3 separate regions of the Homo sapiens genome follow, and regions 1 and 2 are each linked to region 3. A link is an interaction called in ENCODE POLR2A ChIA-PET data of the cell type or tissue named here. Cell type or tissue: OCI-LY7. All regions are shown on one strand.

Evidence for each region. ChIA-PET counts read pairs that join two places held together with the same protein. Peaks named below come from ENCODE experiments on the same cell type or tissue, not always from the same donor. Only the 100,000 strongest peaks of a DNase experiment are listed, where the experiment ranks them.
Region 1: POLR2A ChIA-PET joins it to region 3 with 5 read pairs; 5 of 35 experiments call an interaction of 5 or more read pairs at or near these places.
Region 2: POLR2A ChIA-PET joins it to region 3 with 5 read pairs; 9 of 35 experiments call an interaction of 5 or more read pairs at or near these places.

Annotation. Positions count from the first base shown.
Region 1 is chr20:5,941,540-5,944,039 of GRCh38, forward strand. It overlaps TRMT6 (tRNA methyltransferase 6 non-catalytic subunit), which reads right to left. Exons shown (of 11, transcript NM_015939.5): 5 at 2,409-2,492; 6 at 2,020-2,144; 7 at 889-1,247; 8 at 412-497. Among named protein-coding and RNA genes, the nearest start is that of TRMT6, 7.7 kb to the right of the region's middle. In OCI-LY7, no CTCF peak of the experiment used is centred here; no DNase peak of the experiment used is centred here.
Region 2 is chr20:6,017,872-6,020,371 of GRCh38, forward strand. The region is part of intron 3 of CRLS1 (cardiolipin synthase 1); the gene reads left to right. Among named protein-coding and RNA genes, the nearest start is that of CRLS1, 13 kb to the left of the region's middle. In OCI-LY7, no CTCF peak of the experiment used is centred here; no DNase peak of the experiment used is centred here.
Region 3 is chr20:5,602,570-5,605,069 of GRCh38, forward strand. It overlaps GPCPD1 (glycerophosphocholine phosphodiesterase 1), which reads right to left. Exons shown (of 20, transcript NM_019593.5): 2 at 1,795-1,871. The coding sequence starts at 1,843. Among named protein-coding and RNA genes, the nearest start is that of GPCPD1, 7.2 kb to the right of the region's middle. In OCI-LY7, no CTCF peak of the experiment used is centred here; DNase peaks (open chromatin) are centred at 992 and 2,322; H3K4me3 peaks cover 2,405 bases; H3K27ac peaks cover 2,500 bases.

The DNA.
Region 1 (2,500 bases), 340 kb after region 3:
GAAGCTCTTGTGGTACTTGGCAACTCTAAGTCGCATTTAATGACATTCTTGATTTTTTAAAAAAAATCACCTGGAAACAAATCCAACACTGCATAAGCTGCTTTGTGGATATCTGTTATAGCCTGTATCGCAGCATTTGAGTGCCCCATCCCCTGCATCCAGTGGGACCACAGGGCCCATCTTGATGCAGTGATGGAGAAGATTCAATTTCTTCTGAAACCCTGAAACCAGCATCATCAATTCCCCACCCCTGCCAGCCTCAGCCTCCTTTCTTTAAAAAAACCCCCAAGACAAAATCCTCATCTCGGGTCCCACTAGAGTCAAAGCAGACAAGGAGAAAGAGAATGCCAATCTGTCTGAAGCAGAGCCCACATGCACTGAGGAGTCTCCTGCCTTCTTCCATCAACGCACCCATCTGCGTTTCTTTCACTCAGCAGAGCGGCAGCCTCTAAATGTCTTTTCCTCTGCTCTTCTTGTCTCCTCTGTTTTTCCTGAATCTTCAAAAAGAAAAATAAGAAATCAATGTACTGGGGTCTTTCAGTCAAATTTATGGAAATGCTCTGGCCTGTCAAAACATTTCAACAATATTTATCAACTTGGACTAAACCAATAGAAGCAGGTTGTTTATAAGGAAGTTGCAAATACACAAGAAAGCCTATATACTATAAAAACCATGATTAAGCTATCTATGCAACGCTTCTGTATCCTAAAGCTCCATCCCGAAGACCGAATCACACGTTTGTATACATGTACACACACTCGTTCTCTGTTTTGATAGTTATCATCTTGGGAGCTAATACACCAAAGCCAAACTAAATCTCATGACTTAACTGAAGTTAACTGAGGGACTGAGATTATGGGGGTGGTGGGGACTCTTGGCATCCTTACATAATCTTTTTTGCTTCCTCTCTCTTTAGGCCCCTTATGTTCTGGATCTTGAGAAATTGTTTCCATTGTTTCCTGGTCTTCTGGGTGGTTGCTCTCTGGGGCCTCTGCCATGCTGTCTTCATTCTCTTGTTCAGAAGCCTGTTTTTCCTCCAGTGTGCCATTACTTTCTTCAACCAAAGCACTGTCTTTTGGCTCTGAAGATAACATCTTGGCAGAAAATGTTCCATGTAGAAGACTGTCCACTTTGTTGAGAGGGAATTCATAAAGACCACTGAGAAAAGATTTGGGAAATCCAAAACATGCTGTTGCTGCCCGAACAGGTCCTCCTCCAGGGTATAGCTGAATAATGGAGCCAAAACCTGAACAGATAAAAGAAACAAACATCTGCCCGTGGAGTGACTCTAGACTACGTAAACCCTCAGTGAGTCCTCCACAGTAATGAGACTGAAGGTCTTTCTATTAGTACTTTATTCAGAGGCTGAAGGATGGTGCAGCTCCTCAGGGAGTCTGTTTGGAGTCTATGAGTATTACCAATGGAGGTAATATAATTCTAAAGCAGATAGCAGGAAGACTCAAAGAAGCTTATCCCCACTTGATACTATTGTAAAACCCTGTGTCTGCAAATTTGGATGTCACATGATTGGTGACGGACTCTGCTTCCCCTCACTCCGATCCTCAAATGGAGCAGTTACAAGTTCTTACCTTCTATGGGGTCAGAAAAAAACCAGACAAATCAGGCTGTGTTGTATTCTTCCAGAGAGAATACATGCTTAGTAATCTTCCCACTCAATCCCTTCAATTTAGGCCCAATGAAATGAGCACCAGCTACCCAGGAGTTTACTAAAATCACTGTCCCGAAAGCCCTAGCCAGCCACAGGCTCCAGCATCATGCCCACTGACAGTGAAGCTAGAAAGGACAATTGCCATGGGTTTGGGGGTACCCATGGGTGGGGGGCTGGGTGATGGAGACTGTGTAAGAAGGTCCCCATGCTAGGAGCCGTGCAGGTTCACCCAAGTCACTTTGTTAACCCTGAAGTAATTCAATTTGGCTTTCCATGAGTTTACATTTTTGGACCACCTTTACTCACATCAGGGTGGGGTTTTGTTGAAAATGGAAATATTAAATCTTACCTCCCATTCGTTCCATCATTGCACCCAGCACCAAGCCTGCACACGTTTCCATCACAATCATTTTGTTGCCAGCACGGATATTTCCCAACGTCAACATCTGGGCTAGTGTATCGTATCTCATGTGGCTAAAGTAAAAACAATAATTTGTTCATTTTTAGCTAAGTAAAGCCTATTATTTTAATCATCATTTTTCAAGTTTTGTTTGCTTTATTAAAATTGTGTTGATAAGATTATTGATTGCTTTGGAGGTGACAGTAAAAGGACTTACAATTTATGAGGTAGGAGGATACTTTATGCAGGTGAGCAAGCTTTTTCATTTTACTTAAAATCATGACTTTCTTAAAGACATATTTCCCCCAATTATACTTTTGAAAGGAAACAAAGCGTACTTAATTTTTCCAGGTTCTCTTGCATAATACATAATTGAAAGAATACGGGTGGATGGCTTCACAACAGTAATGATGGCTTCATATCTGGGGGA
Region 2 (2,500 bases), 420 kb after region 3:
TATTCCTAAGTACATGATAGTTCTTGGTGCTTTTATAAATGGTAGCTTTTAAATTTCATTTTCTGGCCGGGCACAATGGCTTGCCCCTGTAATCGCAGCACTTTGGGGGGCTGAGGTGGGCGGATCACTTGAGATTAGGAGTTCAAGAGTAGCCTGGCCAACATGGCGAAACCCTGTCTACTAAAAATACAACAATTAGCCATATGTGGTGGCACGTGCCTGTAATCCCAGCTACTCAGGAGGCTGAGGCATGAGAATATCTTGAACCTGGGAGGCAGAGGTTGCAATGAGCCGAGATTATACCACTGCACTCCAGCCCGAGTGATGGAGTGAGACTCTGTCCTCAAAAAAAAAAAAAAAAAAAAATTATTTTCTTATAACTCCATGTTGATATGAAAAAATCAGTACTGTTTCTAATGTTGATTGTTATGTCTAGCGAAACTTGCTAACTTGTATTCTAACAATATACATATAAATTTGCTTGGATTTTTTACATGCTTATTTATGTCTTGTATGTAATTAATGACAACGTATTTCTTCTTTTCCAGTCCTTTTACCCTTTGTTTCTTTTACTTGCCTTACTGCACTGAGTAGTACAGTGTTGGCAAGGAGTGGTGTCAATGTCTTATTCCCAACCTCATAGAAAAGCCTTTAGCGTTTCACTATTAAAGATGATGTTTGCTGTTGGTTTTTGTCAGTATCCTTTTTCAAGTTAAGAAGTTCACTTCTGTTGGGAGTTTAAGAGTTTTTCTCACAATTGGGTACTGAATTTTTTTGTGTTTTTTGTAGAGATGCGGTTTTGCTATGTTGCTCATGCTGATCTTGAACTCTTGGCCTCCCAAAGTTCTGGGATTATAAGCATAAGCCACCACCCCTGGCCTGGATATTAAATTTTATCAAACTCCTTTTGTGTATTCCTATGGTCATATCATTTTTCCCTTTAGCTGTTCATGTGTGGTGAATTACACATATTAATGCAATATTAGTTCTAATGTTAAAACAAGCTGCAATTCCTGGTATAAATCCAACATTGCCATGATATATTATGAAGAGATTGCTGGATTTGGCTTGCTAATATTTTGTGGAAGATTTCAAATTTTAATTCATGAGATTGGCTTGGAATTCTTCATATATTCTTGTTAGGTTTTCATATCAAATTTATAACTAGCCTCATAAAATGAATTGGGGACTTTTTTTTTTCTTCCATTCTTGGAAGATGTTTGATTATGAATATTTCTACTTAAATGTTTGGTAGAATCTGTTAAAGCCGTTGAGGCCTGGAGTTTTCTTTAGGGCAGAGTTTTAAAATAGGTAATTCATTTTCTTTAATTGTTACGGGATGATTCAGGTTTAAAGTACATCTTTTTTTTTAACCTTCAACCAACTCACTCCATATTACACCTTTTGACCAGTTTTTAAGTTGTGATGTTTTTCTAGGAATTTGTCCATTTGGTCTACATTATAAAAAATGTATCATACGGTGTTTATGGTATCCTCATTAACTTTATTTATTTACTTACTACTCCTTGTGGAGCAGGGCTACCCTATAGGCAGTGGGCCCAGAATAGCTCTCATTAACCTTTTGATGTCTGTAGGATATGTAGTAATGTCCTCCTTTTCCTCTTGATTATTTTTTGTCCCTTTTTTTTTTTTTTTTTTCATCTTTTTTGCCAGAGGTTTGTCAGTTTTATGAATCTTTTGAAAGAATCAGCTTTGGGTTTTGTCAAGCCTCTCTGATCTGTTGTTTACTACTTCATTACATCTTGTAGTTTTATTTTTTTTCTTCTTCAGGTTTTCTTTGCTGTTCTTTTTCGAAATTCTTTTTTTTTTTTTTTTTTTGAGTGCAGTGGCATGATCTCAGCTCACTGCAACCTCTGCCTCCTGGGTTCATGTGATTCTCCTGCCTCAGCCTCCTGAGTAGCTAGGATTACAGGTGTGTGCCACCATACTTGGCTAGTTTTTTTGTATTTTTAGTAGAGACGGAGTTTCACCATGTTGGCCAGGCTGGCCTCGAACTCCTCACCTCAGGTGATCCTGAAGTGATCCTGACCTTAGGTGCCTCTACCTCTCAAAGTGCTGGGATTACAGGTGTGAGCCACCATGCCTGGCTCTAAATTCTTTAGATCAATTCTGTCTAGAAATAAAATGAAGATTCTTATGTAATTAAAAATTTTTAGTAGTTTTTAAAAAAGGAAACATGAAAATTGATATATTTTAAGTAATCCACTATATCAAAAATATTGTCATTTTAACATGTAATCAATAAATTAATGAGAATTTTTTTCCTATACGCCTTCATAGTCTAGTGTGTGTTTTGAGCAGTGCAGCTATAAGTGGATACCTAACTTGTTTTTCAGCTTTTCTTTTCTAAAGATTGCATATAAGACTGTATATGTTCCTCTAAGTGTCACTTTCATTGCATCTCCTATGTTGGTTTTAGTGTGTCATTGTCCAGTATACAATATTTTCCTATTTCCATTATTATTCTTTCATTGACCTG
Region 3 (2,500 bases):
AAAGAAGCTAGATGTAGTGTGAGTCATTCACTCATTCTTTGAATACAGATATACTATGCCCCTGCTCTGATCCAGGCTCTCTGCTAGGCGCAGGAATTCAGCATAAACAAGACAAGGTCATATTTTGACCAGGCACGGTCTGTAATCTCACACCTGTAATCTCAGCACTTTGCGGGGCCAAGGTAGGCAGATGACCTTAGGTCAGGAGTTTGAGACTGGCCTGGCCAACATGGCAAAACCCCATCTCTACAAAAAATACAAAAATTAGCCAGGTGTGGTGTCAGGCATCTGTAATCCCAGCTACTCAGGAGCCCAAAACAGAAGAATCGCTTGAATTCGAGGAGCAGAGGTTGCAGTGAGCCGAGATCGCGTCATTGCACTCCAGCCTAGGCAACAGAGTGAGACTCCATCTCAATTAAAAAAAAAAAAAAAAAAAAGAGGGGGCTGGGCACGGTGGCTCCTACCTGTAATCCAGCACTTTGGGAGGCCGAGAGGCAGGTGGATCACGAGGTCAGAAGTTTGAGACCAGACTGGACAAGATAGTGAAACCCTGTCTCTACTAAAAATACAAAAATTAGCCAGGCACGGTGATGGACACCTGTAATCCCAGCTACTTGGGAGGCTGAGGCAGGAGAATTGCTTAAACCCGGGAGGCGGAGGTTGCAGTGAGCTGGGATCGCATCACTGCACTCTAGCCTGGGCGACAGAGCAACACTCCATCTCAAAAAAAAAGTAATGTTTTCAACAGAGTTTACAATCTGTCACTCAAATAATTCTATAAAATCTCCAAGAGGTGCTATAAAATAGGGCCAGAACCTAGTGGAATCTGGAGGCTGGCAGTGGGGACAGGGGAGAGAAGAGAAGGAACAGGGGGAGTATGAGAGTGGGCAAAGATCTAGGCAGAGGAAACAGCATTTGAGAACGTCCTAAAAGAGGAAGAAAGGAGGAAGGAATGGAGCACATTTAAGGAACTGAAAGGCCAGTATAGCCAGAGTACATAAAACCGAGAGGTACCTCAGTTTTATGAGAGCCCAGGTGTGATACGGCTTTGACATGCTATCTCACACTAAAATTATCTCACAGCACTTTAAGGGACAGCAAAAAATACAATGAGGCTAAAAACATATTCACACATAGGAACAAGGTTATCCCAGCCAATTGTTTCACCAACTTATTCTTTTTTTTTTTTTTTTTTGAGACGGATTCTGGCTCTGTCACCCAGGGTGGAGTGCAATGGCACGATCTCAGGTCACTGCAACCTCTGCCTCCTGGGTTCAAGCAATTCTCCTGCCTCAGCCTCCCAAGTAGCTGGGATTACAGGCACATGCCACCATATCCGGCTAATTTTTGTATTTTTAGTAGAGATGGGGTTTCACCATGTTGGCCAGGCTGGTCTTGAACTCCTGACCTCAAGTGATCTACCCGCCTCAGCCTCCCAAAGTGCTGGGATTACAGGCATAAGCCACTGCGCCCGGCCTACCAACTTCTTGCACTAGCAAAGTTTCCTTCATTTTCATACTGCCTAGAAACCACAGCCCAACCATCTCTGCCCTGTGCAAAATTAGGTATAAATTCATAGCTTTCTTGGGAAAACATGAGAACAAGACAGAGTTTGAGGAGGTTTTTGGTGTGTTTACTATGCTCCAAGCACATTTCTGCTGTCAGGCAAGACCTATAGATATTTTCATCTAAAAAATCAGGCCCACTCTAATAGCAACTCCATATTTAAGGTAATCCAGATAAGAAACATGCTAATTTAATTTTAATTGTTTTAAAGTAAAACTTTTACAATACCTGGTAAAAGAGTTCCTCTTATTTCAAAGGCAACCTGAGAAGGTGTCATTCTGATGGATTTATTTTATGATGTCGTGCTAGGAAAAAAAAGAAAAGTAACTTATAGTATAAAAATATATGCCTTAGCTAGCCACCATCAAGAAACAACTTCAACCAAGAGCTATTTATATTTTTAAAAGCAATATTTAATGTCTTTGCAGTTTTATGGTGGGATTGTTTTTGTTTTTGTTTTAAAGTAACTTTAGTGCGGGGGGGGGGGGGCGGGAAAGAAACAAGTGAAAAAGCAAAAAAATAAACCAGGCACAGTGCCTCATGCCTGTAATACAAACACTTAAGGAGGCTGAGGCAGGAGGATGACTTGAGCCCAGGAGTTTGAGACCAATTTGGGCAATATAGTGAGGCCTCATGTCTACACACACACACACACACACACACACACACACGCCAGGCATGGGGAGCATGCCTGTAGTTCCAGCTACAGATTGAGACTGAGCTGGGAGGATCACTTTAGCACAGGATGTTGAGGCTGTAGTGAGCTGTGACTGTGCCACTGTACTCTAGCCTGAGCCACAGAGCAAGACCCTGTCTCGAAAAAAACAAAACACAAAGTCTCAATAAAGTTTTTTTAAAAAAAGCAAAAAATGAAAATGAATCTCAATTATGAGCAAAAAAAAAGATTAATTTCAGAGTCCTTATATAAACAGTG